Regions from separate parts of the Homo sapiens genome. Here regions 1 and 3 are each linked to region 2. A link is an interaction called in ENCODE POLR2A ChIA-PET data of the cell type or tissue named here. Cell type or tissue: GM12878. All regions are shown on one strand.

Evidence for each region. ChIA-PET counts read pairs that join two places held together with the same protein. Peaks named below come from ENCODE experiments on the same cell type or tissue, not always from the same donor. Only the 100,000 strongest peaks of a DNase experiment are listed, where the experiment ranks them.
Region 1: POLR2A ChIA-PET joins it to region 2 with 6 read pairs; 8 of 35 experiments call an interaction of 5 or more read pairs at or near these places.
Region 3: POLR2A ChIA-PET joins it to region 2 with 5 read pairs; 6 of 35 experiments call an interaction of 5 or more read pairs at or near these places.

Annotation. Positions count from the first base shown.
Region 1 is chr19:10,998,006-11,006,005 of GRCh38, forward strand. SMARCA4 (SWI/SNF related BAF chromatin remodeling complex subunit ATPase 4) reads left to right here. Exons shown (of 35, transcript NM_003072.5): 12 at 5,024-5,154; 13 at 5,335-5,392. Among named protein-coding and RNA genes, the nearest start is that of SMARCA4, 41 kb to the left of the region's middle. In GM12878, no CTCF peak of the experiment used is centred here; no DNase peak of the experiment used is centred here.
Region 2 is chr19:11,092,139-11,100,138 of GRCh38, forward strand. All of the region lies in intron 1 of LDLR (low density lipoprotein receptor), which reads left to right. Among named protein-coding and RNA genes, the nearest start is that of LDLR-AS1, 6.5 kb to the left of the region's middle. RefSeq lists enhancers at 1-561, 1-936, 2,284-3,483, 2,849-2,978. In GM12878, no CTCF peak of the experiment used is centred here; DNase peaks (open chromatin) are centred at 773, 3,093 and 4,287; H3K4me3 peaks cover 3,288 bases; H3K27ac peaks cover 4,711 bases.
Region 3 is chr19:11,158,173-11,166,172 of GRCh38, forward strand. KANK2 (KN motif and ankyrin repeat domains 2) reads right to left here. Exons shown (of 13, transcript NM_001136191.3): 13 at 6,098-8,000. Among named protein-coding and RNA genes, the nearest start is that of SPC24, 6.4 kb to the left of the region's middle. In GM12878, no CTCF peak of the experiment used is centred here; no DNase peak of the experiment used is centred here.

The sequences.
Region 1 (8,000 bases), 94 kb before region 2:
TTAGTGGAGGTCCCTTTAGTCAGCTTTAGTCTTAAAGAGCTCCTTGTGTGTGTGTTTGTTTTTTTGCAGAGATGGGGTCTCATGTTGCCCAGGCTGGTCTTGAACTCCTGGGCTCAAGTGATCCTCCCACCTCGGCCTTCCAAAGGCTGTGATTATAGGCGTGAGCCACCACGCTTGGCTTCAGGCCAGCTATGTCATCCAGTGGCCCCGGACTTTGGTTTGTCTGATGTTCCTTGTGGTTGGAGTTGGGTTATGTGTCTCTGGCAGGCAGACCCAACATGGCCCTGAGTCCCTCTCAGGGTGTCATATCGAGAGTGCATGGCGGAGGTTAGCAAATAAGGTCACTGGTGATGCTGACTTTGAACCCCTGCCAAGGGATCTCCACTGTCCAGTTACTGTTTTTTTCTTTTGTAATCAGTAAGTACCCTGTAGGGAGATACTTGAGACTCTGTAACTATGTTGTAACTCCTCAGAATTCCAGCTACTCCTTTTAGTATCTTTTTTTTTTTTTTTGCCTGTATCAGTTTTTGCTCTGATGGCTACAGGATGGTGACTTTTATTTCCATCGTTCTTTCTGCATTGATTTGTTTGTTTTTCTATAGTAGGAAAAGCTTTCTCTTTGGTCCTGTTAGTCCTGTGGCCATGGTCTGCCAACCCCTGGTGTAGACTTACGGATTCTTGTTTAGTTGAATGAATGGATTCCGATCCTTTAAAATGATTTCTTTTGGTCATTTAGCTTTAGCCAGCAGGAGCCCCTTGCCATTGGCTCCTGTTTGCTTTTGGTACATGCCCACCATTCCTGGAGCACTTCCTTCCTCATCAGACTTTTCTTCTGCTTTCCCTGCCTGAGCTCTCTGGAGCCAACTCTTTCTCCAGGGAGTCCTGGTTCCTTTTTTTTTTTTTTTTGTCTGTCAAGACGGGGTCTCCCTGTGTCACCCAGGCCGGAGTGTGTGGTGGTGCAATCATGGCTCCCTGTAGTCTCAACCTCCTGGACTGAAGCGATCCTCCCACCTCAGCCTCCTGAGTACCTGGGGCTACAGGCGCACGCCACCATGCTTGGTTAAGTGTTCTGTATTTTTTTGTAGAGACAGGGTTTCACCATGTTGCCCAGGCTGGTCTCGAACTCCTGAGCTCAAGCAATCTACCTGCCTTGGCCTCCCAAAGTGCTAGGATTACAGACATGAGCCACTATGCCTGGCTATATTTCGTATTATTACAGAAGAATATTTACATGCCAAGATCTGACTTTGGGGGTGCTTCCTGCTAGTGGGCCATCACTGCTTCTAGGCCCTCTGAGCAGCCGGATCTGGGAAATAGATGTATGTACACATACTCATCTGCATTGCTGTTTGTATATATTAAAACTTGTGGCTGGGCATGGTGGCTCATGCCTGTATTCCCAGTACTTTGGGAGGCCAATATGGGAGGACTACTTGAGCCCAGGAGTTCGAGACCAGTGTGGGCAATATGGCAAAACCTTGTCTTTATAAAAAATTTTAAAAATTAGTTGGGTGTAGTGGCATGCACCTGTGGTCCCAGCTACTTGAGAGGCTGAGGTGGGAGGATCACTTGAGTCCAAGAGTTTGAGGCTATAGTGAGCTGTAATCTCACCATTGCACTCCAGCCTGGTCAAGACAGTGAGACCCTATCTCACACGCAAAAAGAATCTTGAGGTTATACTGACACCTCCAATTCTAATCCAACAGCACAGGGTTAATTTTTATCCTTTCCGCCTTTCCATAATTCTAAAATCAGCAACCTGATTTCCCTTAGCAATAATAGGCTTACTTACCTGCTCCATTTTAGAATACACAGAAAGTACGTTCCAAAGTGCTAATGGACACCTCTATGCAGAAGTCTCCTAGTTAGAGTTCAGTATTTATAGAGTTCCTCTACCTCAGGATATGTGTTCCAAATACTGTGTCCAGAAGTTACTGGGGCCGGGTGCGGTGGCTCATGCCTGTAATCCCAGCACTTTGGGAGGCCAAGGTGGGCGGATCACCTAAGGTCAAGAGTTCAAGACCAGCCTGACCAACATAGTGAAACCTCGTCTCTGCTAAAAATACAAAAAATTAGCCAGGTGTGGGGGCACACGCCTGTGGTCCCAGCTACTTGGGAGGCTGAGGCAGGAGAATTGGTTGAACCTGAGAGGTGGAGGTTGCAGTGAGCCAGGTTCATGGCCATTGCACTCCAGCCTGGGTGACAGAGTGAGATTCTGTCTCAAAAAAAAAAAAAAAGAAGTTACTTTGGACCAGGTGTGGTGGCTCATGCCTATAACCCCAGCAGTTTGGGTTGCTAAGGTGGGTGGATCGCTTGAGCCCAGGAGTTCGAAACCAGCCTGAGCAACATGGTGAAACCTCATCTCTACAAAAAATTAACCAGGCTTGGTGCGCACGCCTGTAGTCCCACCTACTCGAGAGGCTGAGGTAGGGGGATAACTTAGCCCAGGAGGTCCAGGCTGCAGTGCACTGTGTTTGTACCACTGCATTCCAGCCTGGGGAGCTTTTTATTACTTGAGACAGGGTCTCTCTCTGTCAGCCAGTTCTGTCTCACAGTTCTGAAGCCATCTGGAGGACTCAAGAAAAAAGTAATGGGCCAGGTGCGGTGGCTCACATCTGTAATCCCAGCACTTTGGGAGGCCGAGGCAGGCAGATCATGAGGTCAGGAGTTCGAGACCAGTCTGGCCAGTATGGTGAAACCCAGTCTCTACTAAAAATACAAACATTAGCCAGGCGTGGTGGCAGGCTTCTGTAGTCCCAGCTACTGGGAGGCTGAGGCAGGAGAATCACTTAAACCCGGGAGGCGGATCACACCACTGCACTCCAGCCTGGGCGACAGAGTGAGACTCTGTCTCAAAAAAAAAAAAAAAAAGTCATGAAGTGGGAAAGTGCATGAAGTGGGAGCTTGTGCTCAGTCCTGCTGTGGCTGCCTGTCCTGTGGAGTGTTGAGAACAGGCACCGGCACTTGCTGCTGCTTGTGGGTTTTCTTGTTCTCGGACAGTGGTACTCAGCCTCTGTTGTGTGTTCTAGTCACCTGGGGAGCTCTCTATTATTATTACTACTATTATTTGAGACAGGGTCTCTCTGTTGTCCAGGCTGGAGTCCAGTGATGAGGTCATGGCTCACCGCAGCCTTGACGTCCTGGGCTCAAGTGATCCTCCGAGGACCTTTTTCTAAGTAGTAGCTGAGCATGAAGGCATGTGCCTGTTGTTGCAGCTGCTCAGGAGGCTGAGGTGGGAGGATTGCTTTAGTCCAGGAGTTCAAGACCAACCTGGGCAACATAGGGAGACTCTGTCTCTCCAAAAAATAAAATAATTACCTGGGCATGGTGGTGTGCACTTGCGGTCCCAGCTGATTGGGAGCCAGAGGTAGGCGGATCACTTGAGCCCAGGGCTTTGAGGCTGTGATCACACCTGTGAATAACCATGGTACTGAGCCCGTCTCCAAAAAATAAAAAGTAAATTAAAAATCTTAAAAAGCGAGGATGCCCAAGCCTCACTCCAGAGGAGTTCAATCAGAATTTTGGGTGTAGGGGAGGCATGCAGCAATCGGCATCTTTGACTGCTCCTCCCAGTGATCCCAGAGAGGATGTGGAGTTGAAAGTCCCTGACTGAGGCAGCCTGCAGAGCCCATTGTTGGGGTAAGAGGTTGCTCTTATGGTGGCCGCTCTGTGGGTGAGCTTTTAGCGCGTAGAGACTGATATCCCTCCGCTGTGTGGACGGTATTGACACTGTGAGCGCAGCAGTTTTGCAGGTAGTTATAAATTCCTGGAAGATGAAAACCAAAATTTAAACCAATAACTTTTTCTCCATCCTGGAAGTTTTTTCTAGGAAATATACAAGAATTGATGAGGGAGAAAATGTTTATCCATTGAATCTCAACAGGAGGAGTTTCATATTTGTTGCTAAGAGGAATTATTTTTGAAATATTTCAATTAGCTTTTTAACAAAAAAGAATGAGGACCCTTGATGAGATCTACAAATAGAGTATAAGTGGGGGAAAAAATCAAGGTCCAAAGAATGTAAATTATATAACCGTTAGTGTAAAAAAGAGGGAGAAAGTGGAAACGTCTAAGTCCTTGTTTCTTATCCATGGAATTGATCTGGAAGGATGGACAGGAAACTGATACCAGTGGAAAACTGTGAAGAGAAAAACTTAGGCTGGAGCACAGAAGAATGGGGAGAGCCCACATGATGCTCTTCAGTTTTCGTTAAAAAAATAAAAATGGGCCTTGGGAGGCCGAGGCGGGCAGATCACGAGGTCAGGAGATCGAGACTGTCTTGGCTAACACAGTGAAACCCCGTCTCCACTAAAAATACTAAAAATTAGCTGGGCATGGTGATGGGCACCTGTAGTCCCAGCTACTCTGGAGGCTGAGGCAGGAGAATGGCATGAACCTGGGAGGTGGAGCTTGCAGTGAGCCGATACCGCACCACTGCACTCCAGCCTGGGCAACAGAGTGAGACTCCATCTCAAAAAAATAAATAAATAAAAATAAAAAATAAAAATGGGCCGAGCATAGTGGCTCACGCCTGGAATCCCAGCACTTTGGGAGGCCAAGGCGGGTGGATCACATGAGGCCAGAAGTTTGAGACCAGCCCGGCCTGAATTTTCAGCTATGAGTGTCTGGACTATTTGAAAATTACAATGTATATGCCAGTTACCTTAAAGAAACAGGTGTTGGGAGACTGAGGCAGAGAATTGCTTGAACCCAGGAGGCAGAGGTTGTAGTGAGCCGAGAGCCGAGATCACGCCACTGCACTCTAGCCTGGGTGACAGAGCGAGACTCCGTCTCAAAAAAAAAAAAAAAAAAAAAAGAAGAAACAAGTGTCAGCCAAGGTTGATGGGTTATATATTTTTACTGGATTACTGAGTATACAGTTTACGCATTTTCCCACCACTGGCCATGTTTGCCTGCCATTTTCTGTGCAAACAGTTGAGTGGGTGCTTCCCACCTTGGCCTCTGTAAGTGTTTGGTCTGGAGGCCCTGCAACCTCAGTGTCACACGAATGACTCTTTTTCAGCCTCTGGACGAGACCAGCCAGATGAGCGACCTCCCGGTGAAGGTGATCCACGTGGAGAGTGGGAAGATCCTCACAGGCACAGATGCCCCCAAAGCCGGGCAGCTGGAGGCCTGGCTCGAGATGAACCCGGGGTGAGTTGGGCCTTGCATTCCAGATGCAGTGGGGATCCAAGTCCTCGGTGGGCCTTGTTCCAGGGAGGTGGCAGCCAGGAGCAATTTTACTTCTGTTTGAATTCCCGGCAGGTTTGGTAGGGAAAGTGAATTCTGCTGGCTCTGAGCAGATTTGTATGAAAGCCCTTACATTTTTTCTAGGTATGAAGTAGCTCCGAGGTCTGATAGTGAAGAAAGTGGCTCAGAAGAAGAGGAAGAGGTAAGAGTGCATTTCCTGGCTTTCAAGGCTCTCAGTGCCCACTGGCAGTGACTTCCACCCTGTGTGTTGTGACCGTCTCCTGCCCTGGCTGGGCATCTTGTGGGGCAGGGAACAGCAGGGCCCAGGCCTGCCCGAAGTCGGTGCTTTAGAGCTGTCCTATCCAATAGGGCAGCTTCTGGCGACATGTGACCATTTCCATTTTAAATTAAATCAGTCACATTACATAAAATTTAAGACTCATTTTCTCTTTCACACTGGCTGCATTTCAGGTGCTTGGCATCCCTTATCTGGGAATGGTCTGCCTCATTTGCCCATTTTTTTTTTTTTTTTTTGAAACGGAGTCTCACTCTGTCACCCAGGCTGGAGTGCACTGGTGCAATCTCAGCTCATTGCAACCTCCACCTCCCGGGTTCAAGCAATTCTCCTGCCTCAGCCTCCCAAGTAGCTGGGACTACAGGCGCCTGCCACCACGTCCAGCTAGTTTTTTTATGTTTAGTAGAGATGGAGTTTCATCATATTGGCCAGGCTGGTCTCAAACTCCCGACCTGAAGTGATCCACCTGCCTCAGCCTCCCAAAGTGCTGGGATTACAGACATGAACCTCCACGTCCGACTTATGATTTTTTTGTTGTTGTTTTGAAATGGAGACTTGCTGTGTTGCCCAGGCTGGAGTGCAGTGGCGCGATGTTGGCTCACTGCAGCCTCCACCTCCCGTGTTCAAGCGATTCTCCTGCCTCAGCCTCCCTAGTAGCTGGGACTTCAGGCACCTGCCACCATGCCTGGCTAATTTTTGTATTTTTAGTAGAGACAGGGTTACACCATGTTGGCCAGTCTGGTCTTGAACTCTTGACTGGTGATTTTTTTTTTTTTTGAGACAGAGTCTCACTCTATAGCCCAGGATGGAGTGCAGTGGCGCGATCTCGCTCACTGCAACCTCCGCCTCCCGGGTTCAAGTGATTCTCCTGCCTCAGTCTCCTGAGTAGCTGGGATTACAGGCGCCCGCCACCATGCCAGCTAATTTTTAAAATATTTTTAGTAGAGATGGGGTTCCACCATGTTGGCCAGGCTGGTCTCGAACTGCTGACCTTAAGCGATCCACCCACCTGGGCCTCCCAAAGTATTGGGATTACAGGCACGAACCAGTGCGTCAAAGTCTGTTCTGTGTTAGTCACTCTAACCCTCTTATGATTATTGTTCACATGGTACATCTTTTTCCCTTCTTTTACTTTCAACCTGAATCTACAACAGCATATGGGTTTTGCATTTTCAGCTAGTATGACAGTGACTGCTTTTTGACTGAGTTTTTAAGACCATTTATATTTACTGTAATTTCTGATATGATTGGGCTTACATTTGCTATTTCTTTTCTATGCCTCCTGTTTTTGTTCCTCCTTTACTGCCTTTTGTGTTCAATGTTTTTTTTCCCTAGATTTTTATTTTTATAGTGCCTTTTTTTTTTTTGAGACGGAGTCTCGCTCTGTCACCCAGGCTGGAGTGCAGTGGAGCAATCTCGGCTCACTGCAATCTCTGCCTCCCGGGTTCAAGTGATTCTCCTGCCTCAGCCTCCCGGGACTACAGGTGCATGCCACCAAACCCGGCTAATTTTTTTTTGTATTTTTAGTAGAGACAGGGTTTCACCATGTTGGTCAGGCTGGTCTCGAACTCCTGACCTCAGGTGATCTGCCTGCCTTGGCCTCCCAAAGTGTTGGGATTACAGGCGTGAGCCACCACGCCTGGCCTCTCCTATTTTTTTGCTTACCTCTTCATGTTTAGTTGAAGCGTACTTTAGCTACCCTGGAGTCTGACTTTTAAAACTCTGGGAGGTTGTGGTGGCGTCTAGTCTGTTTAGTAATTTCCTGGGGCTCAGTCTGTGAAATCTGGTTCCTGCATAGTGTGTATAGCCTCTGCTGTATTTCCTCAATTCTTTTAAACATTTTTTGGTTTTATCTTATTCGTGATTTTTTTCCTGGTTCATTAGGGGCAGGCAGTGTTTCTTTGTCACTTAGTGGTCATCCAAAGATTGGCCACAGTTTGTGCTCAGACACGCGCCTTCTTTCTCCTGCTGATGGTTCAGTTGTATGAGGAGGTGCATTCCACATTTGGGCCATTGTCGGGTTCTCCCTGGCACTTATGCTTTGCTGAGTCCTTTGGCGTCTCTTTGCATATGCACAGACTCAGCCTCAGCCAGTGATACGCTTTTCCCTACCGTGGCTGATCTCACCTCCATTAGCAGTGCCACTGGCTGTGGGCATTGCTTCCTTCTACAAGTGACTGAGCCCCTTCCACCTCCCTGCCAAGCCTCATGGCCTGCAGCTCTCCAGCTGTAAGAGGTTCATGTGTCCAGAGCTGAGGCAGAAGAAGTGAAAGTGGCCCACAGTAAAAGTGCTACAAACTCCCACTCTTCCCACCTGAAGTTCAGTTTTTTAAGGTTCAATGATTCTAGTAGACCTTTGGTCAACTCGCTGAGCTCTGAAATGCTCACTCTGTCAATTTGTCCGGCTTTATAGTTGCTTTTGGGGAGGAAATTTGCCCACCTCCTCATTTGGGTTTAGCCAGAAGTCTCACTCCTATTTTAATTCCAGCATGTCTGTACCAGCTCTGATTTTCTT
Region 2 (8,000 bases):
CCTGATAAGATCCAATTCTAGATGGGTCGGTTGCTCCTTGCTTTGATGGGTGCTTTGATGGGCTTTATTATTATTATTATTATTATTATTATTATTTTGATGGGCTTTTTGATGTCCCTTTTCCTTCCACACTCTGTCCCAACTGTCAAGCAAATAGCCTTTTGTTGCTAAGAGACTGCAGATGTAACCGACCAGCAGCAAACAGTGAGTCAGGCTCTCTCTTCCGGAAGCAAAATCAATTGCTGAGATCACTCTGGGGAAAATACCCACCTTATTTGGAAAGAAGCACTGATCAATTGATGTCTATTTTTTTTTTTTTTGAGTTGGAGTCTCGCCCTGTCACCCAGGCTGGAGTGCAATGGCATAATCTCGCCTCACTGCAATCCCCGCCTCCCGGGTTCCAGCAATTCTCCTGCCTCAGCCTCCTGAGTAGCTGGAATTATAGGCGCCTGCCACAACACCCGGCTAATTTTTGTATTTGTAGTAGAGATGGGGTTTCACCACGTTGGCCAGGCTGGTCTCGAACTCCTGACCTCGTGATCCACCCGCCTCAGCCTCCCAAAGTCCAAGGATTGCAGGCGTGACCCACTGTGCCAGCCAATCAATTGATTTCTCATTCATTTTCAGCTGGCTCTGTTCCCTTAAGCCAGGGGATTTTCGTTTGTTTGTTTCCCCTTCAAGGAAATGATTCTAGCTACAGTTTTGATTTCCTTGTACAACTGTTTTCAGTAGCACAGGGAAAGAAAACATCGAAAGCATTCACCACCTCATTTGTGTGCTGGGGGAAAAAGCAGAAATGTGTATTCTCTTTTTTTGTTTCGATGACCTTGTTCCTGACTTGTTACTCGTGACTTGAGAGATCAGAGGGCTAGAGGACTAGAATTTATAGAGGTGTTTTTTTTGTTTGTTTATTTTTGTTCGAGTTGCCCAGGCTGGAGTGCAGTGGCGCAATCTCGGCTCACTGCAACCTCTGCCTCCCAGGTTCAAGCGATTCTTCGGCCTCAGCCTCCTGAGTAGCTGGAACTACAGGCGCCCGCCACCACACCCAGCTAATTTTTGTATTTTTCAGTAGAGATGGGATTTCACCATATTGGTCAAGCTGGCCTCGAACTCCTGACCTCGTGATCCACCCGCCTCAGTTTCCCAAAGTGCTGGGAGTACAGGCGTGAGCCGCCGTGCCCGGCCTTTTTGTGTTTTTGTGTTTTTGAGAGGAGCTCATTGCTTTTTAGGCTTCCCTAGCGTGAGAAAATCTGGGGATCCATGCTCTAGTTTACTTCCTTTTTTTTTTTTTTTTTGAGATGGAGTCTCGCTTAGATTGCCTAATCTCAGCTCATTGCAACTTCTGCCTCCGGGGTTCAAGGGATTCTCGTGTCTCAGCCTCCTGGGTAGCTAGGATACGGGCACCCGCTACCATGCCTGGCTAATTTTGTACTTTTAGTAGAGACAGGGTTTCGCCACGTTGGCCAGGCTGGTCTCGAACTCCTGACCTCAGGTGAGCCGCCTGCCTTGGCCTCCCAAAGTGCTGAGATTACAGGCGTGAGCCACCGCGCTTGGCCTAATTTGCTTTTCCTGAAATTCAAATGGTCTAATATGAAAAACGCCAACCTTGCTTGAAAGAATAAGAAAGAGGTGCGGTTTCGTTGGGCCGTTGATGTTTGGAACAGGACTGGTTTTGTCCCCTTGCTCGGAAAGGGCAGCAACTGTGAGGACAGCTCCCTGACGTGCTCTCACTCAGCACTGTTCCGTTCCTGAGCACTGTCCCCACTAGCTAGGCCAAGGGAGCTCATTTGGCAGGCAACTGCTGTCTGGCTGCGCCTGTGGCAGTAAAATCTGCCTTTATTTTTTGGAGGCAGGGTCTTGCCCTGTCGCTCAGGCTGAAGTGTGCAGTTATAGCTCACTGCAGCCTCCAGCTTCTGTACTCAACTGATCCTCCTCTCTCAGCCTCCTGAGTAGCTGGGACTATACGCACGTGTTACCACTCCCACCTCAGTTTGTTTGTTTATTTATTTATTTATTTATTTATTGAGATGGAGTTTTGCTCTTGCTGCCCAGGCTGGAGTGCAATGGCGCGATCTCGGCTCACCGCAACCTCCACCTCCTGGTTCAAGCGATTCTCCTGCCTCAGCCTCCTGAGTAGCTGGGATTACAGGCATGCACCACCACGCCCGGCTAATTTTGTATTTTTCGTAGAGATGGGGTTTCTCCACATTGGTTCAGGCTGTTCTCGAACTCCCAACCTCAGGTGATCCACCCGCCTCAGCCTCCCAAAGTGCTGGGATTATAGGCGTGAGCCCCCGAACCCGGCCACTCCCAGCTAAGTTTAAATTTTTTGTTTGTTTGTTCGTTTGTTTTTATTTTTTGAGACAGAGTCTCCCGCCCAGGCTGGAGCGCAGATCACTGCATCCTTGACCTCCCAGGCTTAAGCCATCCTCCCCACTCAGCCTCCCAAGTAGCTGGGATTACAGGTGTGTGCCACTATGCTTGGCTAAGTTGTGTATTTTTTGTAGAGATGGGGTTCAAGGGATTCTCGCTTTGTTGCCTCGGTTGGTCTCAAACTCCTGGGCTCAAGCAGTCCTCCCTCCTCAGCCTCCCAAGGTGCTGGGGAAATCCACTTTTGAAACATTGTCTGGAGAGTTGCCCAGGTGGTAGATCACAGAAATAGGTCATCGTGGGGTCCTTCCCATGGGTGCAGTCTTGAGCCACCTGTGGCCAGCAAATATTTGGAGAATAATAGTCAGGGGAGAGCTTGAGGTCCAGGGAAAGGTTTTGTTTTTCTTCAGGGAAAGGTTTTTATTGTTCTTTATCCCTCCTTAAAGGACCTTCAGGTGTTACTGACATTCCCGGTCTACCCAGTGGCACATTTAGTTTGTAAGCTGGGCCCTCGTACAGAGGTAGGGAGGTGAGAGCATTGGATTAGTGGTCACCAAAGCTGCGGTCACCTAGTGGGGTGATCAGAGGCTCCTCCCTTAAGATCTTGATTGCCAACGCCTCTGGCCCAACTTTCCTTTTTATTTATCGCAAGCCTCCTGGAATCTCAATTGCTTTTTGCCCACCCGGTGTGTCAGCACAAGAAATGAGTCATTTCCTCCTTTAAGCACAGTTGAAATTGAGCTGTGAGTCAGTGAGGTGTGTACGATATTGTCAAAGCGGGGTGTGTACAGTATTGACAGATCTGTAGTTGGGCAAGAGAATTATCAGAGTTTGTGACCACAGCAGATTCCAAAGCTCGACTCATTTTCTTCTCTCTTCCTTCCCTTTTTTCTTTTCTTTTTTTTTTTTTTTTTGACAGAGTCTCGCTCTGTTGCCCAGGCTGGAGTGCAGTGGCACAATCTGGGCTCACTGCAGCCCCTGCCTCCTGGGTTCAAATGATTCTCATGTTTCAGCCTCCCGAGTAGCTGCAATTACAGGCATTCGGGTTCAAGTGATTCTCCTGCCTCAGCCACCTGAGCAGCTGGGATTACAGGCGCCCGCCACCACGCCCGGCTAATTTTTGTATTTTTAGTAGAGACGGGGTTTCACCATGTTGGCCAGGCTGGTCTCGAACTCCTGAACTCAGGTGATCCGCCCACTTCGGCCTCCCAAAGTGCTGAGATTACAGACGTGAGTCACCGCGCCCAGCCTGTTCTGTTCTTTAATTCTCAAAACACCCTCTAGGAAGTAGAGACTGCCATTCTCCCCCATTTTACAGATCAGGAAACTGAGTCCCAGAAGGATTTAGTCAGTTACCCAAGTTGTTCTAGTTAAATGGCCTGGAAAGCCAGTGAAGCCCAGGATTGTCTATCTAACCCCCTTACTACTCTAACTTTCAGGGAATCCACATGAATGTGCTGGGTCAACCATCAAAGTTGAAATGGATAAAGGGGGCTGGATGCGGTGGCTGATGCCTGTAATCCTAGCACTTTGGGAGGCCGAGATGGGTGGGTGGATTGCTTGAGCCCAAGAGTTTGAGACCAGCCTGGGCAACATAGTGAGACACCTGTCTCTGCAAAAAATAAATAAAAAGTTAGCTGAGTGTGATGGTGCACCCCTCTAGTCACAGCTGTTGAGTTAGGCTTAGGCAGGAGGATCGCATGAACCTGGGAGGTGGAGGCGGCCGTGAGCCTCAGTCATGCCACTGCACTCCAACCTGGGCAACAGAGTGAAAGCCGGTGTCCGAAAGAGAAAGAAAAAAAGACATAGATACATCTTTTAAAGTTAGGTTGTATGTTAATTACCTACAACTCAGTTTCAACTGTGCTTAAAGGAGGAAATGACTCATTTCTTGCTACATATCAAATTAGCCCAAAATGTAGTGGCTTAAAACAACACATTTATGATTTCTCAGTTTTTGCGTGTCAGGAATTTGGAAGCAGCACAGCTAGACGGTTCCAGCTCAGGGTCTCTCATGAAGTTGCAATCAAAATATTGGCAGGAGAGAAAAACATATTTTCAGAAGCTGCAGGCATAGGAAGACTTGGCTGGGGTTGAAGGATCCACTTCCAAGATGGCGCACTCAGTGGCTCTTGGCTGGAGGCCTCAGTTCCCTGCTGCGTGGAGCTCTCCCTCCAGCTGCTTGAGTGGACTCATGACATGCAGCTGGCCTCCCCTGGAGCAGTCGATCCAACAATGAGCATGGCCATGAACTAGGCTCAGAAGCCACTCCCTGTCGTCTCTACATTTTCCTATCAGAAGCAAGTCATTAAAAGTCCAGTGCCACTCCAGGGGAGACGAATTAGGCTCTGCCTTCTGAAAGGATTATCACAGAAGATGCGGTCCTATATTCTTTTTTTAAAATTATTCTTTTTTTTATTTTGTAGAGATGGGGTCTTGGTATGTTGCCTAGGCCAGTCTGGAATTCCTGGGCTCAAACAATCCTGTCTCTGCCTCCCAAAGTGTTGGGATTACAGGCATGAGCCACTGCACCTGGTCATGTGGTCATATTTTCTTTTTCTTTTTTTTTTTTTTTTGAGACAGAGTCTCTGTCGCCCAGGCTGGAGTATGGTGGCGTGATCTCAGTTCACTGCAGCCTCCGCCTCCCGGGTTCAAGCGATTCTCCTGCCTCAGCCTCCTGAGTAGCTGGGATTACAGGCGCCCGCCAACATGCCCAGCTAATTTTTTTAGTAGAGATGGGGTTTCACCATGTTAGCCAGGATGGTCTCGATCTCCTGATTTGGTGATCCGCCCACCTTGGCCTCCCAAAGTTTCAACCATCGATCAGAACTTATTGATGTACTTATGTAGCTAGGCACGGTGGCGCGTGCCTGTAATCCCAGCTACTTGGAAGGGTTAAGGCAGGAGAATCGCTTGAACCTGGGAGGCAGAGGTTACAGTGAGTCAAGATCATACCATTGCACTCCAGTCTGGGCAACAGAATGAGACTCTGTCTCAAAAACAAAAAACAAACCCTTGTATGTGATTTTCCTGGATAGCATCTGTTACATCTTCACAAAGATAAAAAGTCAGACTTGGCTGGGCATGGTGGCTCACACCTGTAATCCCAGCACTGAGAGGCTGAGGCAGGCAGATCACTTGAGGTCAGGAATTTGAGACCAGGCTGGGCAGCATGGTGAAACCCCGTCTCTACAAAAAATACAAAAATTAGCCGGGTGTGGTGTCACGCACCTGTATTCCCAAGCTACTCAGGAAGCTAAGGCAGGAGAATCACTTGAACCCAGAGGTGGAGGTTTGCAGTGAGTTGAGATTGTGCCATTGCACTCCAGCCTGGGCGACAGAGTGAGACTCTGTGTCAAAAATAAAATAAAATAAAATTTTAAAAAAGGCAGATTTTTTTTTCTTCTTGGTATTGTTACCTTATTATAGTAATAATAAGTGCATAGTGCATGCTGAGATAAGCAATCATAATTTGTTATTGCGGCCGGGCATGGTGGCTCCAGCCTATAATCCCAGCACTTTGGTCAGGAGTTCAAGGCCAGCCTGGCCAATATAGTGAAACTCCATCTCTACTAAAATACAAGAAATTACCTGGGCATGGTGGCAGTTGCTGGTGATCCCCAGCTACTTGGGAGGCTGAGGCAGGAGAATCGCTTGAACCTGGGAAGCAGAGGTTGCAGTGAGCCAAGATTGCACCACTGCACTCCAGCCTGGGTGACAGAGTGAGACTCTGTCTGAAAATAATAATAATAATAATTTGTTATTGCTTTTATTGCCTTAGTTTACATAGGGAATCAAAGTTTATACTTTGATTTATAAAAGTTGCTTTGATTCTAGTTCACAGAACCAGAATCTTTCATATAAAGGTATTAGAGGGCCCAGTGTGGTGGCTCATGCCTGTAATCCCAGCATATTGGGAGGCTGAGGAGGGAGGATCACTTTAGGAGTTTGAGGCCAGCCTAGGCAACATAGTGAGACCTTGTCTCTACAAAAAATTCCAACATTAGCTGGGCATGGTGGCATGTGCCTGTAGTCCCATTTATTTGGGGGGCTGAGGCAGGAGGATCACTTGAGCCCACGAGGTTCAATCCAGGTTGCAGTAAGCCATGATCCTGCCACTGCACTCCAGTTTGGGTAACAGAGCGAAGCTATGTCTCAAAAAAAGAAAAAAAAAGTATTCTAAATCCAAATTTAATATATAAAACTAAATGCAGGCCAAGTGTGGTGGCATATACCTATAATCACAACACTTTGGGAGGCTGAGGTGGGAGGATTGCTTGAGCCCAAGAGTTCAAGACCAGCCTAGGTAACACAGTAAGACCCCATCTCTACAAAAAGTAGAAAAATTAGCCTGGCATGGTGGTGAGTGCTTTTAATCCCAACTACTTAGGGGGCTGAGATGGGAAGATTGCTTGAGCCTCAGAGTTTGAGGCTGCAGTGGGCCGTGATCGCTCCACTGATCGCTCTAAAGTGAGACCCTGTCTCAAAAAAAAAGAAAATAGAAGAAAACTAAATACATTCAATAAGACTTTGATCTCTTTTCCAAGGTGTAAATATATTTTGGGAAATTTTCCAGTTACTTTGTTCTCATTTTAATGTAATAATCTAAGTCTTGGTTTTCTAAGGAAAAGTTTTCTCTTATTATATCTTTTGTTAATGTTTCTCTCCCATTTCTTTTGATCTGATCTTCAGATACATGATTATCTTCACTGCTAAATTTGTGTTCTCTGGCCTCTACATTTATAATTTCTCATAATTCTTTATCTAAGTATTTCTTCCCTACCTACTGAAGAAAACTCAAGTTTTCTTCCACCTTAATGATTATGCTGTGTCTGTGAGTTTTCTTCATGACTCTTTACAGTACAAGTTTTTTGTTTTTGTTTTTTTAATGGTCAGATGGATAGAACAACACAGGTTTTGTTTGTTTTGTTTTAACTTTTAAAAAAATTATAATAGATAAAGGGTCTCACTACGTTGTCCAGGCTGATCTCATACTCCTGGGCTCAAGCAATCCACCCACCTCTGCCTCCCAAAGTGCTGGGATTACAGTCATGAGCCAACATGCCTGGGCAGTACAGGTTTTTTTTGAGACGGAGTTTTGTTCTTGTTGCCGAGGCTGGAGTGCAATGGCACAATCTTGGCTCACCACAAAGTCTGCCTCCCAGGTTCAAGTGATTCTCCTGCCTCAGCCTCCTGAGTAGCTGGGATTACAGGCATGTGCCACCACGCCCAGCTAATTTTGTATTTTTAGTAGAGACGGGGTTTCACCATGTTGGCCAGGCTGGTTTCGAACTGCTGACCTCAGGTGATCTGCCCACCTCGGCCTCCCAAAGTGCTGGGATTACAGGCATGAGCCACCATGCCCAGCTGTAGTACAGGTTTTAATATGCTAAATACTCTTCCTTTCTTTATTAATGTGCATGGAAGTTCTAATATTTTTTTCCCATACCCCAGAGAGTCCATATTTTGGAATCAACAACACTAGCCTTTGTTGACAAGTGTCTCTCTTGGGTTCCTTCTTTGTGTCCTCCACTGAATTTTGGGGTTCATAAAATTTCATTTGTTGTGCTTGCTTAATTCCCTGGGAATCAGACTGTTCCTGATCGGATGACATTTCTGGTTAATTCTTT
Region 3 (8,000 bases), 66 kb after region 2:
CCCCAAAAGAATTGAAAGCAGGTTGTTGGGCCGGGCGCAGTGGCTCATGCCTGTAATCCCAGCACTTTGGGAGGCCGGGGCGGGCGGATCACCTGAGGTCGGGAGTTCGAGACCAGCCTGACCAACATGGACAAACCCCGTCTCTACTAAAAATACAAAATTAGCCAGGCGTGGTGGCGCATGCCTGTAATCCCAGCTACTAGGGAGGCTGAGGCAGGAGAATCGCTTGAACATGGGAGGCGGAGGTTGCGGTGAGCTGAGATCACGCCATTGCACTCCAGCCTGGGCAACAAAAGGGAAACTCCGTCTCAAAAAAAAAAAAGAAAAAAAAAAGAAAGAAAGAAAGAGAAAGAAAGCAAGTCATAGAGCAGATATTTGCAAGTCTATGTTCATAGCACCCATTATAGCGAAAGGGTGGAAACAGCACAAGTGTCCTTAGATAGAAGAATTAATAAAACGTGGTTCATCTCTACAACACAATTGTTTTTTTTTGGTTCATCTGTACAACGCAATTTTTTTTTTTTTGAGCCACCATGCCCGGACACAATTTTTTTTTCTTTTTCCTTTTTTTTTTTATGAGACAGGATCTCTCTGCCAGGCTGGAGTGCAGAGACGCAATCATGGCTCACTCAACCTCCTGGGCTCAAGCAATCCTCCAACTTTAGCCTCCCAAGTAGCTGGGACTACAGGCACATGCCACTACACCCAGCTAATTATTTTTTTTTTCCTAGAGACAGGGGTCTCATTGTATTGCCTAGGCTGGTCTCCAACTCCTGGGCTCAAATGATCCTCTTGCCTCAGCCTCCCAAAATGCTGGCATTACAGGTATGAGTCACCGTGTCTACCATGTCTGGCCCATAGGACAGAAGATTATTCAGCCTTAAAAAGGAAGGAGGCCAGGTGCGGTGGCTCACGCCTGTAATCCTGGCACTTTGGGAGGCCAAGGCGGGCGGATCACGAGGTCAAGAGATTGAGACCATCCCGGCCAACATGGTGAAACCCCGTCTCTACTAAAAATACAAAAATTAGCTGGGCCTGGTGGCACGTGCCTGTAGTCCCAGCTACTTGGGAGGCTGAGGCAGGAGAATCGCTTGAACCTGGGAGGTGGAAGGTGCAATGAGTCGAGATCGCACCGCTGCACTCCAGCCTGGTGACAGAGTGATACTCTGTCTCAAAAAAAAAAAAGGAAGGAAATGCTGACCAGGTCCAGTGGCTCACGCCTGTAATCCCAGCACTCTGGTAGGCTGAGGCAGGCAGATCGCCTGAGGTCAGGAGTTCAAGAACAGCCTGGCCAACATGGCAAAACCCCGTCTCTACTAAAAATACAAAAATTAGCCAGGCATGATGGTGCACACCTGTAATCCCTGCTACATGGGAGGCTGAGGCAGGAGAATCACTTGAACCCGGGAGGCGGAGGTTGCAGTGAGATGAGATGGCGCCACTGCACTCCAGCCTGGGCGACAAGGAGCAAAACTCCATCCCCACCCCGCAAAAAAAGAAAGGAAATTCTGACACATGCCACGAGGTGGATGAAGACATGTTCAGTGAAATAAGCCAGATACAAAAAGACAAACACTGCGTGATTCCACTTAGAGGAGGTCCCTAGAGTCGTCAGATTCATAAAAACAGAACGTAGAATGGTGGGTCCCGGGGGCTGGGGAGGGGTATGGGGAGTGAGTGTTTCATGGGGACAGAGTTTCAGTTTTGCAAACTGAGAATGTTCTGGAGATGGATGGTAGTGCTGGTTGCACAACAGTGGGAATGTGCTTAATGCCGTTGAACTCTGCACTTTAAAATGGTTAAAGTCGTACATTTTATGTCATGTATATTTTACCACAATTAAAATTAAAAATATACTAAAAAAAAAAAGCAAAGCAAGAAACTGTGTGATGGCGGGAATAGGTCTTAAAGGTGAGCTGAACAAGAGAAGTAAAGATAATGACAAATGGTCCTGGCAATGGCTTTGTGAGAAAGTTTATTTCCTAAGAACCCTTCTTGGCTCACAAAGCCAGAGGAAACTGACACGAGTAATGGACCTTCTGCCTAGAAATACACTCCTTAGCATAACATTTCTGGGTCTTCCAAAAACCTTCTGTTATCTCCTGACTGAACAGCCTAGTGGATAAACAGAGGAAATGAGAAGTCAGGAGATATGATTACCGCTGGGAGATCTGAGGGGAGGGGCCCGTGGGCTGCTAGGGCCAATGATATTCCTTTTCCAGTTCTGGTGCCGGCAACTTGGGGGTGCCGTTTGCAAAAAAGCCATGGAAGGAACTGTACACTTTTGTGCACCATTTGTGCACAGAATGTATTCATTTTATACCTGAAGAAAAAAGAACTGTAAAAAAAAATTAAGACCAAATATATTAGAAAAAGATTTGGTAGGAGATGCTCCAAACTGTTGACAATGGTATTCCTACCAAGTGGGATTATGGCATGCTGCAAGGACTAAACACTGCTGTATTGTTTGAATTTTTATTTTTATTTTTAGATGGAGTTTCTCTCTTGTTGCCTAGGCTGGAGTGCAATGGCGTGATCTCGGCTCACCACAACCTCCACCTTCCAGGTTCAAGCAATTCTCCTGCCTCAGCCTCCTGAGTAGCTGGGATTACAGGGGTGTGCCAGCACACCCGGCTAATTTTGTATTTTTAGTAAAGACAAGGTTTATTTTTTTCTTTTTGAGATGGAGTCTCACTCTGTCGCTCAGGCTGGAGTGCAGTGGTGCGATCTCGGCTCACCGCAAGCTCCGCCTCCCGGGTTCACGTCATTTTCCTGCCTCAGCCTCCCAGTAGCTGGGACTACAGGTGCCCACCACCACGCCTGGCTAATTTTTTGTATTTTTTTAAGTAGAGATGGGGTTTCACCGTGCTAGTCAGGATGATCTCGAGCTCCTGACCTCGTGATGTGCCCGCCTTGGCCTCCCAAAGCGCTAGGATTACAGGCGTGAGCCACCACTCCTGGCCTTTTTTTTGTTTTTTGAGACGGAGTCTCACTCTGTCACCCAGGCTGGAGTGCAGTGGTGCGATCTTGGCTCACTGCAAACTCTGCCTCCCGGGTTCACGCCATTCTTCTGCCTCAGCCTCCCGAGTAGCTGGGACTACAGACACACGCCACCACACCCAGCTAATTTTTTGTATTTATTAGTAGAGATGGGGTTTCACCATGTTGGCCAGGATGGTCTCGATCTCTTGACCTCGTGATCCACCCGCCTTGACCTCCCAAAGTGCTGGGATTACAGGCGTGAGCCACCACGCCCGGCCAGAGACAGGGTTTCGCCATGTTGGTCAGGCTAGTCTCGAACTCCCGACCTCAGGTGATCCACCCGCCTTGGCCTCCCAAAGTGCTGGGATTACAGGCGTGAACCACTGCACCCGGCTCGAATTTTAACTTTTTTTTTTGAGACGGAGTCTCCCTGTTGCCCAGGCTGGAGCACAGTGGCACAATCTCGGCTCACTGCAACCTGTGCCTCCCAGGTTCAAGCGATTCTCATGCCTCAGCCTCCTGAGTAGCTGGGATTACAGGCGTGTGCAAATGCACCTGGCTAATTTTTGTATTTTTAGTAGAGGCAGGGTTTCACCGTATTGATCAGGCTGGTCTCAAACTTCTGACCTCAGGTGATGCCCACCTTGACCTCCCAAAGTCCTGGGATTACAGGGGTTAGCCACTGTGCCCGGCTGAATTTTGACTTTTATAATAAATCGCTATAAATTATTTGGCATTAGAATACAAAAGTCACCGAAGAGCCAAGTTTTAGGCCAGGCATAGTAGTTCATGCCTACGATCCCAGCACATTGGGAGGCTGAGGTGGGGAGATCGCTTGAGCCCAGAAGTTTGAGGCCAGCCTGGGCAGCATAGAGAGACTCCGTCTATACAAAAAATAAAAAAAATTAGCCAGGCATGGTGGCACACACTTGTAGTCCCAGCCACTCTGGAGGCTGAAGTGGGAAGATTGCTTGAGCCCCGGAGGTTGAGGCTGCAGTGAGCTATGATCGCACCACTGCACTCTACCCTGGTGGGCAACAGAGTGAGACCCTGTCTCAAAAAAAAAAAAGAAAAGAAAAGAAAGAAAAAGATTGATTTTTTTTTCCTGAGGTGTTCACAGCAGGTGTTCAACAAAACTTTGTACGATGGCAATATTCAGTATCTCTGCAAGTCAATACAGTAGCCACCAACCACGTAAAGCTATCGAGAACTAATTATAATTCATTGACTTTATTTATTTACTTATTTTTGAGTTGGAGCCTCACTGTCGCCCAGGCTGGGGTACGGTGCTGCAATCTTAGCTCACCGCAACCTCCGTTTTCCATGTTCAAGTGATTCTCATGCCTCAGCCTCCCCAGTAGCTGGGATTACAGGCATGCACCACCATGCCCAGCTAATTTTTTTCTATTTTTAGTAGAGATGTGGTTTCACCATGTTGGCCAGGCTGGCCTCAAACATAAATGATCCACCTGCCTCAGCCTCTCAAAGTGTTGGGATTATAGGCGTGAGCCACCGCGCCAGGCATAATTCATTTACTTAAGATTTTTTTTTTTTTTTTTAGAAACAAGGTCTCACTCTGTCACCAAGGCTGGAGTGCAGTGGGACAATCATAGCTCACTGCAGCCTCGAACTCCTGGCCTCGAGTGATCCTCCCACCCGCCTCAGCCTCCTGAGTAGCTTGGGACTACAGGCACAAGCCACCAAGCCTGCTAATTATAATTAATTAATTCATTCATTCATTTATAGATGGAGTCTTGCTCTGTCACCCAGGCTGGAGTGCAGTGGGGCAATCTCAGCTCCCTGAAACCCCCGCCTCCTGGGTTCAAGTGATTCTCTGGCCTCAGCCTCCCGAGTAGCTGGGACTACAGATGCCCGCTACCATGCCCAGCTAATTTTTTGTATTTTTAGTAGAGACAGGGTTTCACGATGTTGCCCAGGCTGGTCTTGAATTCCTGACCTCAGGTGATCCACCTGCCTCAGCCTCCCAAAGTGCTGGGATTACGGGCGCGAGCCACCGCGCCCGGCCTCATGTACTTTTAAATGAAAATAGCCACATGTAGCTAGCGGCTACACTATTGTTGGGTGCTGGTCTAGGACAGAGCATGAAGGTGTTTACTGTGATATTCTTGCAACTGTTCTGTAGCTTTGAACACTCTCCAAAATAAGTCCATTTTGAAAAAGAGATTTGCAGCAGCTCACGTGTGTAATCCCAGCACTTTGGGAGGCCGAGGTGGGAGAGTGGCTTGGGCAACATAGCAAAACCCCGTTTCTACAAAAAATTTAAAAATTAGTCCAGGCGCAGTGGCTCACGCCTGTAATCCCAGCACTTTGGGAGGTCGAGGCGGGTGGATCACTTGATCAAGGTCGGGAGTTCAAGACTGGCCTGACCAACATAGTGAAAACCCATCTCTACTAAAAATACAAAAATTAGCTGGGTGTGGTGGTGGGTGCCTCTAATCCAAGCTATTTGGGAGGCCGAGGCAGGAGAATTGCCTAAGTCCAGGAGGCGGAGGTTTCGGTGAGCCTAAATCACACCACTGCACTCCAGCCTGGGAGACAGAGGGAGACTCCGTATCAACAACAACAACAACAACAAAAAGTCAGGGGTGGTGGCGCAGCCTGTGGTCCCAGCTAGTCGGGAGGTTGAGGTGGGAGGATCGCTTGAACCCTGGAGGTAGAGACTGCAGTGAGCTATGATTCGCACCACTGCACTCCAACCTGGGAGACAGAGTGAGACTCTCCAAAAACAAAAAGTGGTGGCTCACACCTGTAATCCCAGCACTTTGGGAGGCTGAGGCGCGTGGATCATCTGAGGTCAGGAGTTTGAGACCAGCCTGACCAACATAGCGAAACCCCCGTCTCTACCAAAAATACAAAATTAGCCGAGTGTGGTGGGCACCTGTAGTCCCAGCTACTTGGGAGAATCGAGGCAGTAGAATCACTTGAATCCAGGAGGCAGAGGTTGCACTGAGCCAAGATCGCGCCACTGCACTCCAGCCTGGGTGACGAGAAGCAAAACTCCGTCTCAAAAAAAGAAAAAAGAAAAAAAAAAGGAAAGATATCTATCTTAAAGCTTAAAAGGGAGCACAGCGAAAAAAGAAAAGACACAGAATCATCAACATTATTGGTAGCTTTATTAAATTTGTTTACCTTCTAAAAAAAACGATTACAAAAAAGAATACTTCATTTAAGTGTAATACTGGCTTTATGGACGTACCGTGATCAGAAAGTGAAATTAAAGCTCATGGATATGCGTGAGAAGAGAATGGGCGCAGAGGCACGAGTCCAGTATCCCACGGAGAGAAGGAAGTGTAGAGAGATGCGTGGACCCATCTCAGGGGTCACGCATTCCTGGGCCAAGGAGTTGCTTCTAAGAGCTTAAAATAAATGCACTGGCTGGCTCCAGGGCTGGACACACAGGCACAGAACTCTTGTACCGCTTCTCAAAGCTGCCCAAAGCTGCGACCTTCCCCCTCAGACACCCACAATTAATTGTTTCCAATCAGCTTTGGTTTTGTTTTCTCTGCAATTTACATGCAAACACCATCTATCTATTCATCCATCCATCCATCCATCCATCCATCCATCCATCCATCCATCCATCCTGCTTGTCTCCTTTGACCAGCCAAGCCCTATTTTGTTTTACGTACATTCCCTTCACTAAAAATCAAAGCAAGCCAGTCTACATCAAGCCAAGAAACCTACTTTTCTAAGGAGAGAAACCAGTGCTTTGCCTTCTTTAATGAACCTGCGAGCTCTCAGCGCTTTCTCTTGCTGAAATGTGGCTTTAAAGCCTTGGAGGCTGAGCTCACTGGCCTCGAAAGGGCAGCGCGCGTATTTGGTTTGGAGCGCACTCCTGATCACAAAGCACATTTTTAGAGGCTTGGAACCCTTCCCTTTCTGTTGCTCACCAAGGAAAAGGCACAAGAAAGACAATGATGTGGAGATTCTTAGGGGACCAAAACAGGCCATGAAGGAAACTGTGAGTGTCTCTGGCAAGCCCCGTTTCCCGCAGGCTCTGTTCCAGGCAGCTCCGGAAAGTCTCTAGGTTGTTAAAAAGCCCAGCTGGCCCATGTTTGGTTTTCAGCAAAGCCCTGTCTCTTGAAGTTTGCGCTGGGAGGCCTGGGGACGGCCAACTTTTAATCGTACACACATGGGGTTTTTGGGAGCCGGCCCTGCGTTTTGCCAACAAGCGCATGCCCTGTTTTCTTTCCTTTGAGGAGAGAAATTCTGGAGTCCCGGGGAGGAACAGGACGGCCCTGTGACCATAGTCTGGGGCCTGGCGGCGGGGACGCAGAAGCCACCCTGAGAGCCAGATTCTTTTCCTGCGTCTTCAGGTCTGAAGGATTTTCTAGGAAAATTAACATTTGCCAAGGCCTCCATGTGGGGAAGGGAGGGGTTTCTGGGTAATTTGTCTCTTTTTCTTTTCTTTCTTGAGACAGGGTCTCGCTGTGTCGCCCAGGCTGAAGTGCAATGGTGTGATCATAGCTCACTGTAGCCTCGACCTCCAGGGCTCAGCCTCCCAAGTAGCTGGGACTACAGGCGCGCACCACCACGCCTGGCTAGTTTTTAAATTTCTTGTAGAGATGGGTCTTGCTGTGTTGCCCAGGCTGGTCTTTAACGTCTAGGCTCAAGCTCAAGCTCTTGCCTTGCCCTCCCAAAGTGCTGGGATTACAGACGTGAGTCACCACGCCTGGCCGGTAATTTCTCATTGTGAATTGATTGGGTCCCTGTAAGTCACAGAGCCTGTCCTGAGTCCCTTCATCTGAATGAGGGTGAAAAGACTGAGTTTTCTGTCCCGGGTGACAAGGACAGAATCTGTCTTGTGAAACAACCAGAAGAAAATTCCCCTAAGAAAGCCGTCTAGCGGGGCAGTGGACACAACACTATTCTATATCAGACAATTAAATGTGGGGGATGAAGGGTGAACCCCAACTGGTGCGTAATAACACTTAGGATTAAAATGAAAATATGCAAGTTCCAGTGACTTTCAAATCTGGCAACAAATCCTAAGATTC